Linked DNA regions of Homo sapiens: region 1 is linked to region 2. A link is a contact called in ENCODE Hi-C or POLR2A ChIA-PET data. All regions are on one chromosome and are shown on one strand. The core of a region is the stretch at or near the end of the contact, and the rest is flanking DNA. Distances in the headings are between cores, read along the strand shown. Region 1 overlaps PLD3 (phospholipase D family member 3). Region 2 holds the start of MAP3K10 (mitogen-activated protein kinase kinase kinase 10).

What was found. Hi-C counts contacts between places; a loop is a spot of excess contacts on that map. ChIA-PET counts read pairs that join two places held with the same protein, here RNA polymerase II (POLR2A). Pooled maps may share reads with other maps.
Region 1: a pooled map shows a loop between it and region 2 (3-fold over the local background). The contact joins the enhancer-like site here to the promoter of MAP3K10 in region 2. A Hi-C loop is called at or near these places in 2 of 50 pooled maps. POLR2A ChIA-PET finds 5 or more read pairs at or near these places in 5 of 52 experiments (HepG2, WTC11, activated CD4-positive, alpha-beta T cell and 2 more).

Annotation. Positions count from the first base shown.
Region 1 is chr19:40,364,271-40,367,777 of GRCh38, reverse strand. PLD3 (phospholipase D family member 3) reads right to left here. Exons shown (of 13, transcript NM_012268.4): 2 at 1,848-2,060; 3 at 1,268-1,359; 4 at 1,094-1,168; 5 at 863-1,005; 6 at 1-82. The coding sequence starts at 1,294. Among named protein-coding and RNA genes, the nearest start is that of MIR6796, 3.8 kb to the left of the region's middle. Within about 2 kb of position 2,022, at least 11 of the 41 ENCODE cell types and tissues checked have a DNase peak (open chromatin) inside an H3K27ac peak, as active enhancers do.
Region 2 is chr19:40,190,104-40,193,881 of GRCh38, reverse strand. MAP3K10 (mitogen-activated protein kinase kinase kinase 10) reads right to left here and starts at 2,456. Exons shown (of 10, transcript NM_002446.4): 1 at 1,169-2,456. The coding sequence starts at 1,850. RefSeq lists silencers at 1,759-2,058, 2,329-2,828 and an enhancer at 2,989-3,228.

The DNA.
Region 1 (3,507 bases), core at 773-3,272, 170 kb before region 2:
CCAGGCCTGGCTGGTGGAAGGGTTCCCCGTGGAGGCATTGGGGAAGTCCAGGCCCTCAGGAATGCTTTCCACCAGCACTGCTCTGGGGGGTGGGGGATGCTATCAGCCATACGGTGCCGGAGAGCAAGGGCTGGGAGGTGAGTGCTCAGCTGTCCGTCCATGGGTGTGTTGGATAGACTGTATTTTTTTTTTTTTAGAGACAGAGTCTTGCCCTGTCCCCCAGGCTGGAAGCGCAGTGGCGCCATCTCAGCTCACTGCAGCCTCGAACCCCTGGGCTCAAGCGATCCTCCCGCCTCAACCTCTTGAGTAGCTGGGACTACAGGTGTGCACCAGTATGCCTGGTTACTTTTTTTACTTTTAGTAGAGATGGAGCCGCACTACATTGCCCAGGCTGGTCTGGAACTCCTGGGCTCAAGCAATCCTCCCGCCTCAGCCCCGCAAAGTGTTGCAATTACAGGCGTGAGCCACCAAGCCCAGCTAAACTGTATTTGAGTTTTTCTTTTCTTTTAAAAAAAATTTTTTAAAACTGTGTGTATTTGAATGCGTGCCTGGACTCATGATCCTCTGCGTGTCTGTCTAGAGGTGTGGAAGGAAGGTCGTGTATTGAGATGTGTGTGTGGGTCCACAGATGTGGGTGGAAGATGCTGTGTCTGTTCACAGGCCTGACAGAAGATGACGCTGTGGCTGCCATAGAAACTATGTGTGTGGAGGAGGAGGGGGCGGGCGAGCACTTGGGAGCCTGCAACCTCCTCACTTGTCGCAAGCGCTGGGTAGGGCTGAGTGCAGGCCCTGTTTAGTGTGTGCTTAAGTGTACCTGGTCTGGCAGGCCCCTCCCCCACCAACTGCAGCACCCCCCACTTACTCGCAAGGGTCATAGCAGGGGGCTGGGCGCTGGTTGGGCCCAAAGAGATGCAAGTCGCCGTATTCCCATAGAAACAGCTGAGTCATCAGGGCTCCGAAGCCCACAACCGCCAGAATGAGGACCAGCAGGACCCAGCGGGCTTTCTGTGGGGAGGAGGAGGTGGTCAGCCAGCCCGAGGGGGGCAGCCCAGCCTGTCTCTGAGACAGAGCGAGGGTGGCGGAGGGCTCCTACCTTTTCCGCAGCCTTCCACGCCTCAATCTCATTCATGGGCAGCTCATTGGCGGGCTCCTCTGCAGGCACCTTCAGCTGGGGATGGGGACAACAACGGGGGTGACAGGTGGCTCTTGGGAACCCCCACCCCCACTGTACCCAGTTCCACCCTGCTGAGCCCCCCAATCCACCTACCTCCTGGTACATCAGTTTAGGCTTCATCTTCCCTCAAGGCTGGGGGATACGCAGAGCCCAGGTGAGAAGGTGGGTGTGTCAGGGTCTCCAAACTGGCAGAACAAAAGTGGGCACTGTGTGGGGTGTTCTACGCTTTCCAGGGACAGACATCACAGAAGAGTGATTAGTCTTGGGGCTATTCATAATCATGGGGGCCACTGGCACACTGCCCACCACCCCAAAAAGAGGAAGCTGGTCACTGGTCAGCAGGATTTCGAAATCCCTCAAAATCCAACGCTCTGCTGCCTGCTCTTCACTCTGCAGTGCCCACCCTGCCCCCATCAGCACCCACGCAGCTCCCCTCTAGCAGCCCCCTTCTCCCTCCTCCAACCTGTAGACACCCCAAGAAAGGCAGCGCTGGATGAGGTCAGCGGAGCCCCAGGTCTTTGTGCCTGGCTTTTCTCAGCCCTGGGACAGGGGGTATATTCTAGGTGGCTCCTCCGCCCTCAGGTGCCCCCACACCACACAGCTCAGCCAGGGATCATCGGGGCCTCCCTGCCACCCCGCTGCCCATCCCCCCAGCCAGCCTCCCCCCACCTACCCCTGAGGGGCCTCGGCCTCGCTCTCAGGCGTCTGCAGCTACCTCCGGTGGGCCCCAGCTTCTGTCTGGACAGGCTGAACGAGGGTGGGAGGAGGGGGCGGGGCCTGTGGGAGCTCCGCCCACTGCAGCGGGGAGTCTGCGCAGTGCGTGCCCCAGTCCGGGCTCACCGCAGCGAGAAGCGGGGCTCGGCTCCCCAGACACGGTCGCTCCAGCCTGGCCGGGTTGGGGGGTAGTACATGGCTGGTGGATGGGCTTTGCTACATTCCACCCTAGAGTCCCCGTGTAGGGCAGGGAGGCCACAGGTAAAGAACAAAAGGAACCTCACGTCTTTTCTCATTTACAAACCTTGTGAATTTGTGTACCATGGACATGCATTACCTAGTCAAAAATAAATACATAAATGAAATTAATAAAACGCTTATAAAATGAAACGGAGAGATCATGGTTGAATAACAGAATGAAGAAAGGTAGCGATAAAGTCAACAGAAGACAGTTCACAGCATGAGATGGGAAGAAAAGGTCAGAGGAGATGGTGAATTTTCTGTTGGAGTCTATTTAGATTTTGGTATTTGATTTTTTAAAAAAAGCCAGCTGATATTTTGGTAGGGATTTAAAAAAATTTATTTTCCGATCCACCCCATCCCATATCTCCCAAGAGGGATTTAAGGCCCCGGCTGGAGAAATACACTGGAGACCCCTTTCCTCTCTCATCCCTCCTCTCCTAATTGACAGAGGGTGGCACCTCTTTTCACGGCAGGGTGGCACCTCTCTCAATGAGACAGGGACACCCTCTTCCCTCAAGCTCCCCCAAACACACATGGCAGGAAGTCAAGAGATAACTGCAGAAAAGGAGTATTACTGAGAGAAGCAACAGGGCAGAAGTGGTTGTCTTCAAGGGAGTGGGATTTTGGGGTAGGTCAAGATTGCTTTTTATTGTAAGCCTATTTTCTTTTCTTTTCTTTTCTTTTTTTAGTGCCAGAGTTCTGTTCCCTAGGCTGGAGTGCAGCAGCATGATCATAGCTCACTGCGGCCTCAACTTCCCAGGCTCAAGCAATCCTCCTGCCTCAGCCTCCCAAGCAGCTGGGACTACAGGCACGTGCCACCATGCCCAGCTGCTTTTTTTTTTTTTTTTGGAGACGCAGTCTCGCTCTGTCTCTCCCACGCTGGAGTGCAGTGGCGCCATCTCGGCTCACTGCAACCTCCACCTCCCTGGTTCGAGCAATTCGCCCACCTCAGCTTCCCGAGTAGCTGGGACTACAGGCGCCCGCCACCATGCCCGGCTAATTTTTTTTTTGTATTTTTTAGTAGAGATGGGGTTTCACCATGTTAGCCAGGATGGTCTCGATCTCCTGACCTCGTGATCCGCCCGTCTAGGCCCCCAAAAGTGCTGGGATTACAGGCATGAGCCACCGCGCCCAGCCGCAGCTAATTTTTTTTTTTTTAATTTTGTATAGACGGGGTCTTGCTTATTGCCCAGGCTGAACTCCTGGACTCAAGTGATCCTCCTACCTTGGCCTCCCAAAGTTCTGAGATTACAGGCATGAGCCACCACATCTGGCCCCTATTTTCTTTTTTCTGAGACGGAGTTTCGCTCTTTTGCCCAGGCTGGAGTGCAGTGGCACAATCTTGGTTCACTGCAACCTCCGCCTTGTGGTTTCAA
Region 2 (3,778 bases), core at 1,207-3,706:
GGGCACCTTCACATTTTGGGGCTTAACTGTGAGTGACGTGAGGGCCGGGGACATGCTGGCCTTCTCCACTGCTGATGCCTTTGCTTAGCACATGATCTGGCCTGGTAAATACCAAATGGAAGAATGAACAAATGAATGAAGAAATGAAAGGGAGTGAGATGGGGCACAGCACGAATGGGAGAGCCAGGAATGTAAGATTTTTTTTTTCTTGCTGTATCCCTGGGACAGGGTCTGGCACACAGCACTCTGGAAATATCTGTGGAATGAATGAATGAAATTGCTAGCCTGTGAGTACTGTCAGGGCAGAAACCATGGCTGTCTTACTCCCAGCTGGGCTCCTGCTTAATAGGTGCTCAATTAATACTTGTTGACACCACATGAAGCTCTTCCATCTAGAAATGAGTCTTGCAGAATGTTCCCTTCTACCTGGCTCCATTATTTATTCAACCAACCAATCAACTTTGGAGAACCTATCAGGCAGCCTGGAAGCTTTTATATAAGCCACATCAATTTAATTCCTCCCTCATCTTTTCCAGTTTGCCTTGGCCAGCTCGGCCTATGAAGACTCCAGGAAATGGTTCTCAACTGGGGGTGATTCTGCCCCCCAGGGGACATTTGCAATGCCTGGAGACACTTTTGGTTGTCATAGCTGGGGAGAGGGGGCAGGGAATGCTAATGACATCTAGTGGGAAGAGGCTAAAGATGCCGCTAAGCAACTCACAATTTACAGGACAGCCCCTACAACAATGATCTGGCCTCAAGTGCCAATAGTGCTGGGGTTGAGAGACACTGACTCCAGACGGGGTAGGCTCTTTTTGTCTCTGCCTGGTGGACTCTGGCAGCATGGCTGGATGGCAAGCACCTTGAAGGCAGGCACTGCATCTGTCCTGTTCATGCAGGGAACGCAGGTGTTCATGGATACATGTTTACTGAGCGATTGTGACTCTGCAGCCTGGGAGGCAGGTAAGTCCTTCAACCTTTCTGAGCCTCCTTTTTCTCCCTTAAGGCAGGCAAGGCCTACCTCACCTTCACCCTGAAGGTATCATACTGCTGCCCCTTCTCACTCCAGGCACAGTGTCATCTGGTGTCCCTCACCCTGTTTCCCACCACCTAGGCCTGGCCTTGAGAGGTTCTGTGGAAGGAATTTTGGGGAGAGGACACCACTTACTGTTGATGGACTTGAGGTCCCGGTGGATGATGGGCACAGGGGCATCATTGTGTAGGTAGTTCATGCCCCGGGCCACCTGCACAGCCCAGTTGACCAGCACGTGAGGTGGCACCCGGCGACCTGCCAGCACCCTGCTCAGTGCACCACCCCGGGCATACTCCATCACTAGGCAGAGGTGTGGGGGGTTGAGGCAGGCGCCCCTAAGGGCAATTATGTTGGGGTGCTGCAGGGCTCCAAAGAGCCGGGCTTCCTGGCACACCTGCTCCGCTGTCACTGCCGGGTCCTTCTCAGGGTCCAGCCGGGCGGCCTTGACTGCCACCTCCTCGCCACGCCACAGGGCCCGATAGACCTTGCCAAAGCCCCCCACACCGATGATCTCCTCTAGCTGCAGCTCGTGGAAGGGGATCTCCTGGGGCAGCTGGAGGCCCGCGGGTGCAGCGGGGGCGCCGGGGGCCACGTAGTTGCTGGGGAAGACGCCCACGCGGCCGCTGGGGAGCTGCCCGGTCCACCAGCCCTCGTCGCCGGACACCGCACAGTCTTGGGAAAGCACCTGGACGCGATCGCCCCTCCGCAGGGTCAGCTCCTCGTCGCCCGCCGCCTCGTAGTCGAACACCGCGGTCCAGACGGGCCCCGCGGGGGTCGTGCCCCACTCCTTGGCCACCGCCCCCTCCTCCTCCTCCATGGGGGAGGGGCCGGGGGCTGCGGGAGGCCGCTTCACACAGGCTGCCCGCGGGATGCAGAGGGCGGGCCCCGGCGGCCGGGATGGAGGGCAGTCCCTGCGGGGTCTAGGGAGCTCCTGAGGGCCATGGCTGGGGCGCCCTCCGCAGGAGCAAGAAAAAAAACCCTTTCAAAGGGCAGGCTCGTCCCTTCCGATTTGGCTGTACGGGCGGGGCGGGGCGGGGTGGGAGTGGGGCGGCAGGTTCACCCGTGCCCCCCAAACGGCAGAGGGCTAAGAGGGCCTGGCCGCGCGGCTCTCGAATGCCCGCCGGGGTCCGCCGGTGGGGGACGAGGGCGAGGGCGGCAGGCAGTCCCCGTTCCCCGCGCCGCTCACCCCGCGCAGCTCCACCGGCGGCCCCCGGCTCCGCATCCCGGGCCACGACTGCCGGGCCGGGCGGGGGTGGCGGGGCCCCTGGGGCGGCCGCCCCGGGCCGGGGTGGCGCGCCCCTCGGCCTCCTCACGCGCGGGGCAGCCGGGCGGCCCCCATCCTTGGCACCGGCCTCCCGGTCGGCCCCAGCCCCTGCCCCCCGCCCGTGCTGCTTCCCCGGGCCACCGGCGGGGCCCGAGTGACGTGTGGGCGCCGCCGCCGCGGTGCCTCCTGGGAGTTGTAGTCTCCGGCCGTGCGGCCTCGGGGCCCGGCTCTCAGCGCCCTCCAGCAGAGCCCCGCGGCCAGCCTCGGGCCGCAATGGACATGACACCCCACGAAGCCGAAGGAGTCCTCCCGGGGAGATGAGCCCGGCCTCGGCCCCTCCTTCGGACGCGGCGTAGCGGGCGCCCGGGGCGGGGGGAAGCGCTCCTCACAGACCCTGTGGGGGCCGCGGCCCAGGATGGGTTGGACTGCAACGGACGCGATTAGCAACGCGAAAAATAGGAGCTGCGTGCATGACTGTGACTGCCCGGAGCCGCGAACGCAGCCTGGACCTTATCCCTGAGGCAGGACGGCCCCTCGGACCCCCCGACCGAGATGTACGCTGGGAACTGTAGTCCGCGCGGGGACCTGGCGCTGCAGGGGGCGGCCCCCAAACAGCGGGCTGCGGGCGTCGGCGGGTGGTTGGAGCAAGTTAGGGGTCGGGCCGGTGGCGGGACTCTGCGGGGAAGATGGGGCTGGGAGGATGTGTTTAGTGTCCCTGGGGATGTCACAGCCACGTCTGCTTTCCCCACCAGCTCTGGGTTCCTCTGCTGAAGTCAGAACTCCTGCTCTTGAGAATCCCCGATTCCTATTTTATAGGAGTTTCAATTTCGGGGAGCTTAATGTGCATGTTGTATTCAGTGCTTTGTACACGTGGTATCGTTAAGTCTTCACAAAGAGCCCCATTTTACAGATGACTCATAGAGAAGTGAAGTCATTTGTGCAAGGCTACAGAGCTATAAATGGCAAAGCAAAAATGAAAGGCAGTTTTAAAAATTAACAACCAGGCCGGGCGCGGTGGCTCACGCCTGTAATCTCAGCGCTATGGGAGGCCAAGGCGGGCGGATCACGAGGCCAGGAGTTCGTGACCAGCCTGGCCAGCATGGTGAAACCCCCGTCTCTACTATTTAAAAAAAAAAAAAAAAATTAGCCGGGCGTGGTGGTGTGCGCCTGTAATCTATCCCAGCTACTCGGGAGGCTGAGGCAGGAGAATCGCTTGAACCTGGGAGGTGGAGGTTGCAGTGAGCCAAGATCACGCCACAGCACTCCAGCCTGGACGACAGGGCAAGACTCCGTCTCAAAATAAATAAATAAATAAATAACCATCGCCACGATTAACAAAAACAACAACAACAAAAAAAAAAACAACAAAAAACAAACAAACAAAAAACCCACTGCCTTTCTATTTAAAGAATGAGGAAAGTAGGTCCCGCAGAGGTTCAGTGACTTCTTCAAGATCTCTAAGCTTGTAAGAGGCAAAATTC